2 separate regions of the Homo sapiens genome follow, and region 1 is linked to region 2. Evidence: read pairs that join two places in POLR2A ChIA-PET (ENCODE). Cell type or tissue: HCT116. All regions are shown on one strand. Links, peaks and the distances in the headings refer to the core of each region. The heading gives the core; the rest is flanking DNA.

Region 1 (5,379 bases), core at 189-5,188, 140 kb before region 2:
TGTGTGCTCTGTGTTTCACTGTAATGTGTAGGTGTAGATTTATTTTTATTTACTCTTCTTAGTGTTCAGAGTCTGCTTTTTTACTCATCACTCGTTCATCAATTTTGGAAGATTCTCAAACATCTTTTCAACAACTTCTTCTTTGTGATCTCCTTAATTCTCCTTTCTGGCACGATTAGACACAAATTTGAACCTCACTGTATCCTCCATGCCTCCTAGCTGCTGTTTTACTTCTTTCTTAATCTCTTTGACTTGCTGTGCCTGCTGGATGCTTCCTTACTATATTTTACTTCATTAATTCTCTCTTTTATGTTTCCTGTTAGGTTTTATCTACTATATTGATATTTATGTTTTAATTTCAATGACTATGTTTTTCATTTCCAGTATTTCTAATAGATTCTTTTCCTTTATTTCATTGTTTAATTTTTGATATGTTTCTGTTTCATAATTTCTCTTTTTAATGGAGGTTATTCCTTAATCTGTGTCTATATGTATCTCAATTATTCTCATTTAACAGTCATTATCAGATTGTTCAATAACCTGATAATGACTGTTAAATGAAAATAGGATACATCATGATGTAAGTCTATATTCCAAATATTTATTTTGTGTGCTGTCCTTAGCATTAGACATTTTGCTTGAGGGCTCATTTTGAGTGGATTTAAAAATCTTGTTGTGGTTTTTTTTTTTTTTTCTCTCTCCTTTAATACCCCTCACACCAACTCCTAGTCCTTTGTTCTCTAGCAACAAGGCTGGGTGATTTGAGGGTCCACCCTCAGTCCTGTGGTTTGTAGTTGCCTCCCCAGGTCCGGGGGCACAGTCCAGAGCCAGGCCTTATAACAGCACTTCCAAGCTCCCGTCTTACAGTGATATGGGGAAATCTGGGCTCTGAATGAAGCAGCCTTTGGTTTCCTTCCTGCTTGAAAGGTTGGGTCACTTCCCTCTATTGCCTTGGCCCTAAGCAGTAGGGCTGCAGACATGTTTAAGCCTCTTTTCACCAGCATAGGAAATCCCTTCCCAGGATTACCTTCAGTGTGAAGCCTGGCTCCCGTGTCCCATCTATGCTTTCCTCCTCAGGTGCTGACCTCCAGCCATTACCTCTTTCCAGGCCAGAGACTGTGCCGGGCCTGTGGCTTCAGCTCCATTCACCATGCACACTTCTAATCTGTCTTTGGTTCTTGCACACTGACTGCTGTTGGAGCCCGGCTATGTCATATTTGCTTATCCATTGATATACTGTGGGCTTGGATCAGAGGGGGTGATTCAAAATACAAGTTCACTATACCATCTTGACCATGAGCCACAAGCATGCTTTCTCTCCCACTTCAATATTGATCAAATATCTAAGAAGGAAAGAAAGAATAGAGCCAGTGGCCTGGCATGAGAAGCCTCCATCCAAGTTGATTTCCATATTTCTTAGAAATAGGAATGTCTAAATGCTGTGCTTGATACACTATTACCCAACCCAGGTTATCCAACTATCCTTTAGAGCATCATGAAAGATCTTATCAAATGCTTCTCTGAAACCCTGACCTACAATGCGAGTGTGTGTGTGATTCCCTTGATTTGCCAATCTAACTATTCTATGAAAATGGAAAGCCTTTTCCTTAGCAGAGTTGTTACTGTGAGTTCTGGGGGCTGTCACTTTCTTACAGGCTGTTACCCTAACCCTAACCCTTGTTTTCCGATCTGAAGAATGACTCACTTGGGGGAACCCAGGATGAAGTCCACACACTGAACATACCTTGCTGTGCATCCTAAGGAAATGCTGGCATATGTAAAGCAAAAAGGCATCTGTCCTTACTGCCCCAGGGATTTTGAATATTTTTGCTTTCTGTGAAAATGCCACTAGAAAGTTTGGTCCCCTTTCCTTCTTGCCTTGGCACATACTTGGCACATACTTGGCACATACTTGGCACATACTGGCTGTGTGGCTTCAGTAAGTCACTCTGCACTTGGGTGGCGTCATCTATAAAATGGGTTGCTGTGCAGATTAAACAAGGCAGTGCAGTGGTTCCCAAATACTAGAAACTCCTGGGAGCTTTGCAATGTTCCGGGTTCTACCCCTGTTGATGTTGACTCAGTAGATTTGAGTGGGGCCTGGGAATATGTAACGCTAGTGAATTCTTCAGTTGAATCTGATCTTGTGGCATAAGTTTCTAAAGTGCTTAGCAAATAGTGCTTAGCAATAAGGAGCACGATACGTGCCCTACACATGCGTCCACCTCCTTCTTTCCTCCCCCACCTGCTGTCTCCTCTGCTTTCCTCCCAGGTACATGGTGCTCTGGGTGTTCCCAGTTTGTGTCACAGGAGAAAACCATAGGACAAAAATCATTTAAATTGCCCTTCTCCAGATGTTTTTGATGAAAATAGTCAGAAAAAAGGACAATGCTTACCTCAAAGTTTTCATTTAAATTCTACCTCCAGATATCAGGCCTATCCTCTTCCCTTTGTTAAGCCCCATGATACAGAGATAAATAGGATTCTGGCTCTGCCCCTGAGATCTTAGGAATATATTTTCAGCCTGAGAAATTTAAGGCATTGAGGCCAGCTGAAGTTGGAGAGAAATATTATTTTTGGGTAGGGACTGGCCAAATCCTACCCTAGAGGCTTTCTCTAGACTTGGGCCCAGTTTTGATTGGAAGGAAGATTCAGGGTCACTGTGACAGACAAGATGGGTCCGATAGGTGGAGCTAGAGAGTCGGAGAAATAGAAAAGGCGGGGCACTCGTCCTCAAGGTCCCAGCAAGGCCAGGTACAGTCGTGGTCCAAAGGTCTGTCAGAATCACCTGAACAACATTTTTTTTTTTTTTTTTGAGATGATGGAATCCTAGGTCCAGCTGAAATTTCTGGCATTGAGCCTTGGGCATGTTTAGCAAATTGCCCATGTGACTCTGATGTGCAGCCAGGCTTGGGAAACACTGATCTGGAGATCCCAGAATTTTCTAACGTGACCCGGGCACTCTGCTGAAAGATCTGGTCAGCAGTCTGAGCTGGTCTAAATCTAGAGCCCTGCACTATTCGGAGGAGCTAATGAGAAATGCTGACTCCCAGGCCCCACCTTGGACCTGCTGAATCAGAATCTGCATTCTCAACAAGCACCCCCTTCGGTGGTTCGTAGTTTCCTCGTGGTGTGAGTGGTCACCTGGCACAGAGCTTCTTGTTTATATCTGAAACTATCCCTACCATGGGCACTCCCTGAGACAGGGATCACATTTTGCCCTTGGCACCTCTCTGAGCCTCAATTTCCTCATCTTCAATGGGGGTGGCAATGATATTTGCTGTACCTCCCTCTCAAAGTTCGTAGGGGCACTAATGTCTGACTCCCACATTAGATTGTGAATTCTTGGGGGCAAGAGCCATATATGTGTGTGTGTGAGTGTGTATATATATATATATATATATATATATATATATATTTTTTTTTTTTTTTTTTTTTTTTTTTTTTGAGATGGAGTCTCGCTCAGTTGCCCAGGCTGGAGTGCAATAGCAAGATCCCGGCTCACTGGAACTTCCGCCTCCTGGGTTCAAGTGATTCTCCTGCCTCAGCCTCCCGAATAGCTGGGATTACAGGCCTGAGCCACCACATCTGGCTAATTTTTGTATTTTAGTAGAGGTGGGGTTTCACCATCTTGGCCAGGCTGGTCTTGAACTCCTGACCTCAGGTGATCCACCTGCCTTGGCCTCCCAAAGTGCTGGGATTACATGCGTGAGCCACCATGCCCGACCAAGAGCCATATATTTTTAAAATTTCTGCATGCCCAATGCCTAGCATTGCATGAATTAGTCATTTTGGAACAGAATGATAGAACCCTTGAAACAGAAAAGACTTCATAGATTGTACAGAATAATCCACTCCAAGAATGTGTGAAGAAACTAAGGTGAGGTTTAGGTTGTTATTGTTACTCGAGCCTATCTGAGAGGCTCATGCAAGGATTCAAAGAGCACGCCACCATGGCTTCTAGTCTCCATGATGTCCTTCTTCTTCCTTGACTCTTCAGAGCTCAGCTCTGCTCCAGCATCTTGGTAAAGCTCCTCTGACCCCTCTGGCCACTGCCACTTCCGTGCCCTCTGAACTTCTGCAGCATTGAGTGTCTGTGTCACGTGTTTGCCTGCAAATCCTGGGCTGGTTTCCTTCTACCTTCTGTCCTTGTGTATGTATCTGAAGCTTGCAGCGCTATATCATAATGCACCTACCAAGTTCTCTGAAGATGAGTCCATGGTCCTTGGTGTACCCCCATCTGCTTCCCAGCCCAGCACCTAGCACAGGGCTGAGCACATGATAGGCATGGCTAAGTTTTAAAATATCTGTTAATTTTATACTCTGGGTTCTCTTCAGATTGCATGCATCTTTTGCCTTTTACTAAACATCTGTTAATTTTGTTAAAATATAAAATCTCTCACACATACAAAAGTTATAAGAAATAATATAAAAAATTCCTGAATCCTCACCACTACGTTAAGAAATATACAAGCAGTATTACAGCCGAGGTTCTCTATGAACCCATTTTCTCCACCCATTTTTCTCAGCATCCATGAATCTCGATGATCATCCATCATCTGGGCTGTCACATGGCTTCTTTGGTGCTCCTGCCCATGAAATAAATACCTGAAAACCAAGGCCCCAGGTGGTCATGAGGCTACAGTTCATTCAATTCAGTCGCTGCAGAATATTTATTGAGAGCCTATGATGTGCTGATGACTGTGTTGGGAACTTGGAGTACTTTGGTGAACAAATCTGCCAAATATAATATATCGAACAAAACAACTCAAAAGTAAACACCGCCTTCATGGAGTTCACATGGTGGGCAGTTCATAAACAATTAATATAGTAAATATGTAAATGATAGAACATGCCCAAGGCTAAAAGTGCAATGGAAAAAAATGAAGCAAGGTACAAGGACCAGGGATTCGGACAGGGAAGGGCCAACCATGGTCGGCAGCTTCATTGAGTAGATGAGATCTGAATGAGACTTGGGGATGAGGGAGCTGGCCATTTGATTTTGGAGGAAAGGAGTTGCAGGGGGAGGAAAAGCCAGTGCAGAGGCCCTAAGGTGGAGTATTTGAGGAATATGAGGAGCTCAGCATGGCTGGAATGGAGGCAAGAGAAGGCATCTAGAGATGCAGTCAGGGTATGAGGGGGAGGGGAGGAGCAGATTGGTTAACTTCAGGTTCTTTCCTCACATGGGTTAAAGCAGAGGGGATCTCCCTATTACGCCAGCTTAGGGTAGCTGGGCCCCTTTTGACTGATTGCTGTGAAATTCTGTTTTTTTGTTTTATTTTTGTTTTTGCGGGTGGCCAGAGGGAAGCTGGCCTGTTTAAGGATTTGGCTATCATCTCTGTCTTGATTTATTGGCAGTTCAGATCTCACAAGGAAACA
Region 2 (5,379 bases), core at 64-5,063:
TGTGAGTGTATGTGTGTGTATGGCGGAGTTTGGAGGGGGTGTCCATGTGAAGGAGCAGGCCTGGGCTGTGCCCAGATTGCTAATGGCTCCCTTCCTCCCCCAAATTGTTGGAGCCTGGAGGTGCCTGTCCTGATGCCAGCGATCTTTTCACTGGTGCAGGAAGTCCATTCAGCCCTGCATTGCTTTTAATGAGTTTTGCAAGCAAGTGGCCTCTTCCTGTGACTCATTCTGCCTTTTGTGCACCGGAGATTGTGGTTTTAAGTTTCACTTTGGAAAGTAACCACCACTTCTGCTGCTTTCTCCCTGTTGGAATCTGAACAAGTTACATTCATTTTGCAACAAAGAAATGTAAATGTAGGAGCCGCCAGTCATATTTCTGCTCTGATTGTAAAAACATCCTTTTCCGAGATGGTTGACAGAGCCAAGCTAAGAAGAAATGGTTTATATTTTCAAGTAACACATTCATTTGGGAACTCCGTATTTCCCGCTCCCCCCACCCACCAAGTTTGCTTTTGTTCTTTGTCTTATTGATTCGTATTTCAGGGAGATCCTAAAAAATAAACAGTGCTTGTTGGTTGAGTGAGGCGGTTAACCTCTAATTTATTGAAAGAGACTTCATTCTGGACAAAAGTTTGTGTTCTTCCTTCATGCAGTACACAGAGGATGACCATAAGGATAATTTCTTGTACAGTAAAATGTTTTTCCTTCGGACCTTCCACACAAATCCGCTTATGGTATCCGAATAGATGAATTTCTTAGGATTAGCGAGTATATGTTAAGTGGACAAATATTATACAATATTTTTCCTCAAATTTAAATAATGTAGGCATATTTAAAATGTTAGTGTTGAACTAAATTTTTTATATAACTTTATTTAAATATGTACAAACATTGAACAGTAGCTCTTACAGCATTATAAAACCAAAATTCATTTAAGTACAGATAAAACTATAGTGCTAATCAGCTGGACACAGTGGTTCATGCCCAGCATGAACTCTCAGCACTTTGGGAGGCCGAGGTGGGTGGATCCCTTGAGATCAGGAGTTTGAGACCAGCCTGGCCAACATGGTGAAACCTTGTCTCTACCAAAAATACAAAAATTAGCCAGGCATGGTGCCACGTGCCTGTAATCCCAGCTACTTGGGAGGCTGAGGCAGGAGAATTGCTTGAACCCGGGAGGCAGAGGTTGCAGTGAGCCAAGATTGCGCCACTGCACAGTGAGACTGTGTCTCAAAAACAAAAACCAAAACAAAACTACAGCGCTAATAGAGTTCAAGTTAATATTAATGGTACGTAGTGGAAAGTGCTGATGTATTGAAGCTAGTGAAATGATGTTGGATTTGGGCTTATAATAGATGTATCTGTGCTTTTAGTTTCATTTGTCAACTTGATTCTTCTGACTTGAGCATAATGGACCACCATTAAAATCATCATTATAACGCTGACTTCTGCAAAACGCGGTAGTGAAAAAGTTCTTATTCCATATTGACATCTACATTGACTGCCAGTGAACTGTTGCAAACTTTTACACCAAGGATGGGATCTCCTTGATCCATTGCCTCACAGGACAAATGTGGCACTGACTTGGATTTGGGGACTTTAAAGTTCAGCCAGAATTCATTGTCCTGATTTTCTCTTTTTGAAGTGCTGTAAAGCCTTGGTTTGGAGGTTACATGATCATTTCGCTTACTCAAATCCTTGGCACACTTACGGATGTACAGGGAGCGGTCCTGCACTCCGATCCATCCTTGGGCAAAGGCTCAGCGGTCTCATGGGAGAGTAGAGCTGCTCCTTCCATGGGGAGGAGAGAGGAGCAGGTGAAGAGACCTGCAGGAAGCCACTTCCAGACCTGCATGTGCTCTGCCGCCCTCTAAATCACATGGAGAGGCTGGGTGTCTAAAGTAATGGGTGGGTAATCCTATTTTTAGAGAGCCAAAGCAATTTTACAACTTTTCATAATGGTTTTGCTTGCTTTGGGAGCAAGCTGGTGGATGGGCAGGTGATAACGTTTGCATGGATTTTTGGGGGTCCTGGGATGGGAGGCAGCTTTCTTTGGGGATCAGGGACACTGGTCTGGGTACCTCTCATTCCCACAGGCACCTCCTGTTGCAGGAACGGGGTCAGGGTGCAAGGTAGCTAAGCAGTCTCAAAAGCCTGAGGTCTGACCAGATTTGTGAAGTGCCTGGAGAAAAGATGGGGGAAGGGATATTAGCATGACACCTCCAGATGAGTGGGATGGGGGCAAGGGTGGCCTTATGCACCCACCTCTCCACCCCTGAGACACCAGGCTGATCAGAAAGCACCACCCCTTGGGGATTCCGGAGATGCCCTTGACATCCACGGGAGGAGGAAGACTTTGACCTTGACTTGACTTTGGCTCAGAGGAGGCCTGGCTTTTTCTTTCCACAGCAGCAGCAGCGCCTGGCAGTCTGCATCATTTCGCCACAGTGTGAAACCATTGGCTGATGTATAAAGGTGAATTTCAGACCCAGGGGGTAGTCTAGGGTGTCCATGTACAACGTATGAAAATGTGAGCTTTAAAAAGGGCAAACATTAAAATTGAGGATGTCCTGTGTGTGCCTGGTAGTAGGTAGTATCTCACTATGCTTGTGGATAACACATGGTTTTTTGAGGGCACTCATAACTGGTTGATGTGCTTGTTCTTATGTTCCTTGAAGCAAATCCTCTAGGGACTTCTCTCAACTGGCACAACAGTAGATGGCCTTTACAGTAACGCACCTTCGAACATCTCATCTGGCTGACAGCTTGCACATTCTTTTTTTTTTTTTTTTTTTTTTTGGGAGATGGAGTGTTGCTCTGTGCTCTGTCACCCAGGCTGTAATGCAATGGCATGATATTGGCTCACTGCAACCTCCGCCTCCCGGGTTCAAGTGATTCTCCTGTCTCAGCCTCCCGAATAGCTGGGACTACACACGTGTGCTGCCGTGCCCAGCTAATTTTTGTATTTTTAGTAGAGATGGGGTTTCACCATATTAGCCAGGCTGGTCTCAAACTCCTGACCTCATGATCCACCCGTCTCAGCCTCCCAAAGTGCTGGGATTACTGGGGTGAGCTACCACGCCCAGCCCAGCTTGCACATACTTTAGCTCATTGGTCACCCTCCTCTCCCCAGTGGAAGCCCCAGGAACCTCTCAAGGCCCAGCTTCAGCCTCACCTTCCCTGTGGTCTTCTTCAAGCAGACCCATACCAAGCTCTCTGTGCTTTGGAAACTGCCAGGTAAGACATAACTGTTTATTATCATTTCTATTTCCAAATCACTGTTTACAGTCATTAACTTCATTTTATTGAGGGGAAAATTGAAATTCAGAGACTTTTGTCTAAGGTCCTCCAACTAGTAAAAGGCAGGACTAGGATTAAAGTCTCCAAATCCAGAATGATCAGAGAGTCATCAGGCTCTGTTTCACTGTTTCCAGTGAGGTGAAGTGGGGAGGCATCGGAGCGACAGCCACGTTGTATGCCTGCTGCACGAGCCAGACCGCAGGACAATACTCAATGAGAGGCACCAACATCCATCCTGGCTGAGCTGATGATGGTGAGAGGCCACAGAGCCATGAAAATGACTTGGAGCAGCCTCCATGTATTCCTCAGGGTTGAATCATTGTGTGCACCACAGAGCATTTGCTTTGTAAAAAAGCTAACACTGTGAAAAATGGGGTAGGCACTTCCTGTTTTGACCAGGAACAAATGCAAACCAGACCCTGCTCCTCTCACCAGGCAGAGCTTGCTCTTTCAATTCAGAGATATCTTCAAGGACCCAATTATGCTGTGGTGCGGAATGGAGCATGTATGTAACTGAGGTTCCTGCCAAAGACATCATCTCCTGGCTGAATGGCAAGACTGGCCAGGACACCAGGAAACTGAGACTGATTGGACACACAAGAATGTGAGCTGGTGAGACAGTGGGACACAGGACTAAGCAAATTATGTTTCTCTTCTGCCTTCTGTTCTTTGTCACTAATGTAACAATAGAGTAATAATACAAAGGAGTGACACGTTCAGTTGCTGAATTCCTGATGTATTATATCCTGGTGGAAATGTTCACTGGGGTGGGGCTTCCTGTATATGTGGGGGGCAGAGACAGGGAGTTTGGAGACCCTGAACTTCAGGAGATCTGGGAGAGATGGCTGCTTGTCCTCTGAAGAGTTCTGCTTTCCTTGCATATTGTAGAGTAGTGGCTGAAAAGCAGCTGCCTAGCAGGGGCTGTATTTTCCAGCCCCCGCCCCCATATTAGGTGGGGTCATGTCACTCCATCTTGCCAATGGGAACACGAGCAGCAGCGACCTGAATCACTTCTGGGCCAAGGTAGTTAAAAAGCAGGTGTTCCTTTGTCACCTTCTCTGTCTCTGTCCATCAACTAGAAGCAAAGATCTCTAAGGAAGGAAACTGGGTCCCTGAGTCACTCTGTGGAAGGTAGCCTGCCAAGTACTAAAATGGACTTTGTGTGAGTGAGAAGTAAACTTCCAGCATGGTGAAGACTCCAGAATGTCTTTCAGATACTTTTTGCATGCTAAGACAGTTTGGGTACTTAAGATTAGTGACTAAAGCAGTGAACAAAACAATGAAATCCCTGTCCTCACGGTGCTTGCACTCTGCATGACGGACATAGAAACCAATAACATGTCGAGTGGTAATAAGGTCTGCAAATAAAAAAGGAGCAGGGGAGAGAGGAAAGTGGAGTGATGGAAAGGCACCATTTCCCAGAGAACGAAGCAAGGAGTCCACCCCTCTACTGCAGTGACATTAGAGCTGGGGGCACGGGGTGAGGAGATGAGGGGCTGGCATGGCTAGAGCTTAGGTGGTGGAGGTAGCAGGAGCCCAGTTGTGAAGGGCCTTGCAGACCACTGTAAGGGGAAAACTGAGAGGAGCTGAACTTGGGGAGAAAACCAAGTTTTCTTTGGACGTGTAGGTTTGAAAGAATGATTAGACATCCAAGAAGACAAGTCAAGTGGGCAATGGATATGCCACTCTAATTTTCACGGGAGAACTCAGGACTGACAGTGGGCATTTGGGCATGATTAGTACACAGATGGTGATGAAAGCCACAGGGCAGGATGAGCCCAGGGAGAGACTGAAGGGAGTAGAGAAAATCCAAGGTCCAAGGACTGTCCAGGTGTCCCTCCTGAGAGGAGACCTTCCCTACCCTGAAAACACCCATCACTTTTACCCCCAGGTAGACTAGACCCTCCCTGTGTGGCACCCTCACAGGACACTGACATTCTATCACTGCACCTGCCCCGCTTCTGTGCATGATTTCTTCAATGTCTGTCTCCAACCAGACATAAGCTCCTAGATCCCCTAATGCTTGGCATTGCGTCATCCACATAGTAGGCACTGCAATGACATTTTCTTTCTTCCAAT

Evidence for each region. Peaks named below come from ENCODE experiments on the same cell type or tissue, not always from the same donor. Only the 100,000 strongest peaks of a DNase experiment are listed, where the experiment ranks them.
Region 1: POLR2A ChIA-PET joins it to region 2 with 5 read pairs; 1 of 35 experiments calls an interaction of 5 or more read pairs at or near these places.

The regions. Positions count from the first base shown.
Region 1 is chr2:11,690,406-11,695,784 of GRCh38, forward strand. It overlaps a transcript of LPIN1 not described here. Among named protein-coding and RNA genes, the nearest start is that of NTSR2, 23 kb to the left of the region's middle. In HCT116, for the core only: CTCF peaks have their summits at 2,681 and 2,884; a DNase peak (open chromatin) is centred at 2,686.
Region 2 is chr2:11,830,192-11,835,570 of GRCh38, forward strand. LOC105373430 (a long non-coding RNA gene) reads left to right here and starts at 2,031. Exons shown (of 5, transcript XR_922803.3): 1 at 2,031-2,475; 2 at 3,134-3,237; 3 at 3,435-3,912. RefSeq lists an enhancer at 1-566. In HCT116, for the core only: no CTCF peak of the experiment used is centred there; a DNase peak (open chromatin) is centred at 200; H3K4me3 peaks cover 707 bases; H3K27ac peaks cover 1,254 bases.